2 separate regions of the Mus musculus genome follow, and region 1 is linked to region 2. A link is a contact called in ENCODE Hi-C or POLR2A ChIA-PET data. All regions are on one chromosome and are shown on one strand. The core of a region is the stretch at or near the end of the contact, and the rest is flanking DNA. Distances in the headings are between cores, read along the strand shown. Region 1 holds the start of Rap2a (RAS related protein 2a). Region 2 overlaps Mbnl2 (muscleblind like splicing factor 2).

What was found. A loop is a pair of places that touch in the nucleus more often than their neighbours do. ChIA-PET counts read pairs that join two places held with the same protein, here RNA polymerase II (POLR2A).
Region 1: POLR2A ChIA-PET joins it to region 2 with 11 read pairs in Patski. The contact joins the promoter of Rap2a here to the enhancer-like site in region 2. A Hi-C loop is called at or near these places in 1 of 37 maps with a recorded cell type or tissue (left cerebral cortex). POLR2A ChIA-PET finds 5 or more read pairs at or near these places in 1 of 5 experiments (Patski).

Annotation. Positions count from the first base shown.
Region 1 is chr14:120,477,143-120,479,842 of GRCm38, reverse strand. It overlaps Rap2a (RAS related protein 2a), which reads right to left and starts at 1,382. Exons shown (of 2, transcript NM_029519.3): 1 at 803-1,382. The coding sequence starts at 1,116.
Region 2 is chr14:120,295,124-120,297,823 of GRCm38, reverse strand. All of the region lies in intron 1 of Mbnl2 (muscleblind like splicing factor 2), which reads right to left. All of the region lies in intron 2 of Gm52122 (a long non-coding RNA gene), which reads left to right. Among named protein-coding and RNA genes, the nearest start is that of Mbnl2, 21 kb to the right of the region's middle. Within about 2 kb of position 1,337, at least 3 of the 3 ENCODE cell types and tissues checked have a DNase peak (open chromatin) inside an H3K27ac peak, as active enhancers do; they include left cerebral cortex, where a contact is called at or near this core.

The DNA.
Region 1 (2,700 bases), core at 133-2,632, 180 kb before region 2:
CAGCCACATGCAAAAATACATCCTTTGAACACTTTATATCAGGAAAAAGCTTGTTTGCTTCTTCTTCTTCTTCTTCTTCTTCTTCTTTTTTTTTTTTTTTTTGCATTAACTTTAAATTAGCTGATACACAAGCCAGAACTCAGACTAAACTTCTGTTTGTTTTCCAAGAATAGCCTCCTTCCCTGTTCTTTTTTTTTTCGGGGGGGGGGTGCGGGGGGGGGATGAGGAGGCTAGCTTTTAAGAGAGAAAGAGAACTGAATCTGCACGCTCTCCGCGTAAATGTCACAAGTGTGCTTCTATATGCCAAGCCAACTGAATGTTGTGTGGTCTTCAAATTATTTGCCAATGTGTCTTTAAAGTTTTGCACTAATCCATTTCTGCCAACCTCCTGGCAACATTTAATCTTTTCCGCAACGAGAAAGGTCCCCCCTAACTTAGTATTGACACTGTCACAAGATATGTATGTACAAATTTCGGCTGTCAAACCTCTTACGGGTGCATTTAAGCGCGCGCTCACTCTTCACAGGCGTGCCTACACTAAGACAGCTCCCCTTTCCCTAGCGCCCACCTACTCATCCCTTCTTTCCTTGCAAGTTTGAAACTTTGTTCTTTCTAGGGTCCCGAAGAAGCGCTACCAACGTCCTAGAGACAAAGGGCTGGGCTGAGGGTTAACAGGATGCCCAATTTCACTTGTGAAACAAAGCCCACAAATCTGAGCCCCTGGAGGAGGTGGTGTAGCCCGGGCAAGCCAAGGACCGGGATCGCCGCAGCCACCGAGCCCCGTGTGCCCCGCTCTGCTCACCGCTTCACGCGGATGATCTGGTCCCGCATGGGCTTGATGTCTTGGAAGCTCTGCTGGTTGACCAAGCTGTAGACCAGGATGAAGCCCTGGCCGTTCTTGATGTACAGGTCCCGCATGGACGCGAACTGCTCGGTGCCCGCGGTGTCCAGGATCTCCAGCACCGAAGGCGAGGAGTCCACCTCGATCTCCTTGCGGTAGAAGTCCTCGATGGTGGGGTCGTATTTCTCAATGAAGGTGCCGGTCACGAACTGCACGGTCAGGGCGGATTTGCCTACCCCGCCCGAGCCCAGCACCACCACTTTGTACTCGCGCATCGTCCCTGCGCGGCCGCCGCCGCCGCCGCCGCCCGCGACATAGACCTGCGCCCGCGCGCCGCGCCCCGACCCCGCGGCCCCGCCGCCCTTACGGACTCGTCGGCTCACGGCCGCGGCAGCGCCCCGGGCGCCGGCAGCGGGGCTGCAGCTGAACGAGTCGTGCGCGGCCCTGTGAGCGGGCCAAGCGGGAGGACGATGCAGCCCCGAGGGCGAGAGCAGCAACAGAGCTCGACCTCGAGCCGGAGCCGCCCGAACCGCGGGCCCGCAATGCCGCCCGCCCCGCCCCTCGCGCCTCCACGCCCAGCTCCCGCCGCCGCTGCTGCCGCCGCCGCCGCCGCTTCCCCAGCGCTGGAGCGCGCGCCCGAGCCCAGCCGCAGCGCTGCCCGGGGCGGAGCCAGCCGGGTGGGAGGGGTCTATAAGAAAGCCCGCCCCTCGCGCCGTCGCCTAGCGACCGTCCGCGCGCTCCAGAGAAGACCGGCTTCCGCGACACCCGGCAACACCCAGCCTGACCGGCCTCCGTACTGCGTCTGCGCGCTCTCCTCCGCCCGAAGGCAGGCAACGTCAGACGCCCACGCTCGGGGGTTTGCGGGAGGTGACGGTGGAGGGACCGTGGGCTTAGGAAGCCGTGCGCACCGTGCTTGGGGACCTCAGGACGGGCCGGCCTATGGCTGACATACATGACTCAGCCTGTCAGCCTTCGGAGAGCTTTGGCTTGATCCCGTTATACGTAACGACGTGAGCCTTAAGGGCCGCCGCCATGAGTTACACAAGCAAATCGAAGCTCGGCTAGTCCGTGGCGCCCAGGCTACACGCAAACCCGGTCCGCGCCCGATGACGTCACCGGCCCGCCCTCTAGCCCCGCCCTTGTCGAGTTTGACGTAAGCCGAGCTCCTCCCCCCGGGCTGGTAGACAGCCTTGGGCGCCTGGAAAACCTGGAGCTCGGATCCGCCCCCCACTGTCGGGAGACCCCAGAACATCTCAGCAACAGCCTGCGGGGGTGTCTGCGCGGAAGCTCGGATTCACTGTAGCCAATCAGATTGTGAGTCCGGACTCTAGACTACCACTCTTGACCAATGAAAAGGCGTCTCATCTTGCTAACCAATTGGTGTAAGACCCAGTGATAGACTGAGCCAACTCCCCTCCGGGGCCTGGAGGGGCTGAGAGTTTGCGCTTGCGCACGGCCTGGTACCCAATCGTAGGCCAACTGAGGAGTGACAGAGGGCTGGGCGGAGCCAATCAAACCTGCACTGTGGAGACAGTGCAGGGCTGCTGGGGAACTGGGAGGGGCAGGGTTCGAGCGCCCGACCCCCTGGTGTTCTGGCACCGGAGCGGGTTGCGTTGGCAGACAAGAGGGATGAGTTCTGTTCTAACGTCGCCTCCGTGGCATTCTGCCTGGAGATGGGCATGGAAGTGGTGGCAGAGGATGCGGGCTGGATCGTGGGCTGAATCGAGAAAACTGGGACTTTTGTCTTCAGGGTGAGAAATTTTCCGGTCCCTCAGGAGACATCCATCTGGCAGCAGTTGCTGTGGTCCTCCGATCATGCCTCCTCAAATGTGTATTTTCTACCCCGTTGTAAACCAGCG
Region 2 (2,700 bases), core at 88-2,587:
CCTCAGGTCCTCTCATTTTGATCCACTACCAAGCTCTGATCTATTTCTGTCCCCTGCCCTTCATTTCATTGTTTTCAGACTTACCGTAGCCTGCATTTACTCAGAACAGCTACAAAAGTCACGGTGTTTAAAATGCAAGAAAACATGAACTGCAAATACTTTATGAGCCGGCTTTTAAACTTTTTGACGTCCGGCACTATGTGAATAAACTAAATATAAAAAAAAAATCACGTTGGAATTTTCCAGGCAGTCGTATGACCTCACCCTGTAAATTAGACTAAACGAGGAGGAGTTTTGAAACCACCATTATTCAATGCCATGTGAGATGTTTTTGTTGTTTTCCCCCCTTCTCAGACATTTCTAGCTTGAGGGGAGAGTAAAATCCTGTTCGCAGCATGGCCACGAGGAAGGAAGGAAGGATGGGGCTGCTCTGCAAGTTTTTGCCCTGCTATGGAAGACTCAGTGCGTGCGGAACAAGCAAGGATCCAGGCCCAAGTTCCCTGCGTTCTTTCCCCCCAGTCTTGCTGAACAGTAATGAGAGCAGAGATATGTCCCAGAGGTAAACATGGCCACTCCCAGCCCTGTCCACAGCGCATAAAGCAGTCTTGTTTCTCCTTACCTTATTTGCTGGCAAATTTAACTCTTAATTCGTGTGGCTCTCCCTTGAAAGAGGGAAGCAAGCAAGCGGGGAGAAAGCAAAGCTTATGGCTTAATGCTCAATTGCCCGTTAGTTTTAGTTTATTGATGAGACTTGATACGTCCCAGAAGCAAGCAATTAGAAGGAATTTGTTAATTAGAAGGACTCTCATATCATGATATCCTTCTCCCCGTTTCTTTGCTTGCTGCTCTTCAGCAGAGCCGTCAAACCTCCCTTCTCAAAAAGAGCAACCTGCCCTATGATCTGCTGCCCAGAAGAACAACCACAGCCACCTACCCTGGTCCCTGTCCCCTCTAACCTCGCCCTCATCTCCTTGAGGTTGACTGTTCTGCTACGTGTTTACAGCTGGAAGATTCGCCGATGGACCTTGAGACCAGGCAAGGGCATCTCTGTGGCCCAGCACCCTGAACTGCGTCTGGCACAGGCTGTCTGCCCACCTCACGATTGTTAGCTGAGAACCATCAAATGGAATTTTATAAGAAAATAAGGACCAAGACTGTTCTATCCTCCAGGGCAAACGGAAATTCACCGGATTTCAACTGCACTGGAATTTGGCGCATTCAAGCAATAGTGACTGAATCAGTTTTTCACCCCTACACGCAGTGTCCGTGGATTTCATGGGCCACAGCTGCAGACAGTCCCCTGGGGAACTCAGGGGAGGGGACCTGACTGGGTCAGTAACACAGAGCTTCTGCCAAACCTGGGGGTGGGGGTGGAGTCAACAGGCAAAATGGCGGGTTCTCCACGGAAGGCACTCGACCTCCCTCTCCTCCTCTGCTTTCATTTTCCCTCTCTCAGAAGCTTTCAGAGGATGATGTCAGTGGAAAATGACTCCACCATGCAAGCCAGTTATAGTAGCATCCCCACAGATCCGAGCTTAACTGTACTCAAACTGTCAATCAGGCAACATAAAGCAGGAAAAAAAAATAAGTCCTTCTCAATCTAAGCTCTTTTAAAGCTCTGTGGTGTCTTCAAGCCCTACCCTTAGGGCTCCAGAGACCGAGGTAATTCACGTATTACGTTCACTGGAACATACAATCCTACACCTCTGTTACACCCTGGTATCCTCCAGGACTGAAAACGGCCAGTCTCTGTGGTTGCGGACCAGCGCCAGGCCTCACACTGTGCCCTACAAAATCACATGCTCTTGGTGAACACAGCGTTTCTACAGAGGTCAGGAGTGCTAGTGCCCTTACTGCCCAGCCAAGATCCTGAAAGTGAAGCCTCCCTGAGCCAATCACAGGGCCTCATCTCTGGTGTTTCGATCCTCAATAGAGAGCTCTGGCTCCTGAACAGAGGGCATGGAAATGGCTGAGGGACGCTAAGCAATGAGCAAAGTCTATAAAGAGAGCAGACTACTGCATCCACGTACCCACTCCTCACTACATGCACAGCCTAGGGAACGGCAAAGGAAAACCCTTAGTAACTGTGCCTGGTATTCCCAAGAGCCAGTCTGTAATTGATGGTTCTGGGAAGTCTGGGAATGTAGGTGGATTGGCTCAAAATCCCACCCATTTCCTTGCAGCTAAGCCCAGGTTTGGGGAGACACCATCTCTGGTCTGTGAGTACAGGTCCAGCCTTTCCTTGGCAGCTTTGGAAGGCATCAGAAGAGTGCAGAACCAGGCAGGCAATCTCCTTTTGGAGGAACTCCATGTGTGTACACAGTAGGAGCTCATTTCCTCCTATTGGCTTTTGTTCGAGCAGTTTCCTTTGATAGAGGATGTATTCAACTCTCTGGCACGGCTGTCTATTCCAGGTATACTACTTAACTCAAGCAAGGCCTACTCCAGCTGCAGTCAGACCCAACTTGCCTACCTTAGCTTGGCCTTCCTGTCTTCTATTTTACATGAATACTTCTCTATTCACCTATCCGGGATTAACACAGAGTCAGTCAGGCTTCTCCGTCTTTGGCACACACACACACACACACACACACACACACACACATGTGCGTGTATGTATGTGTGCACGTGTGCATGTGTATGTATGCTCTTATGCATTTGTGGGTTGATCCGTAGGTGTTATTTCTGACTTCTTGATTG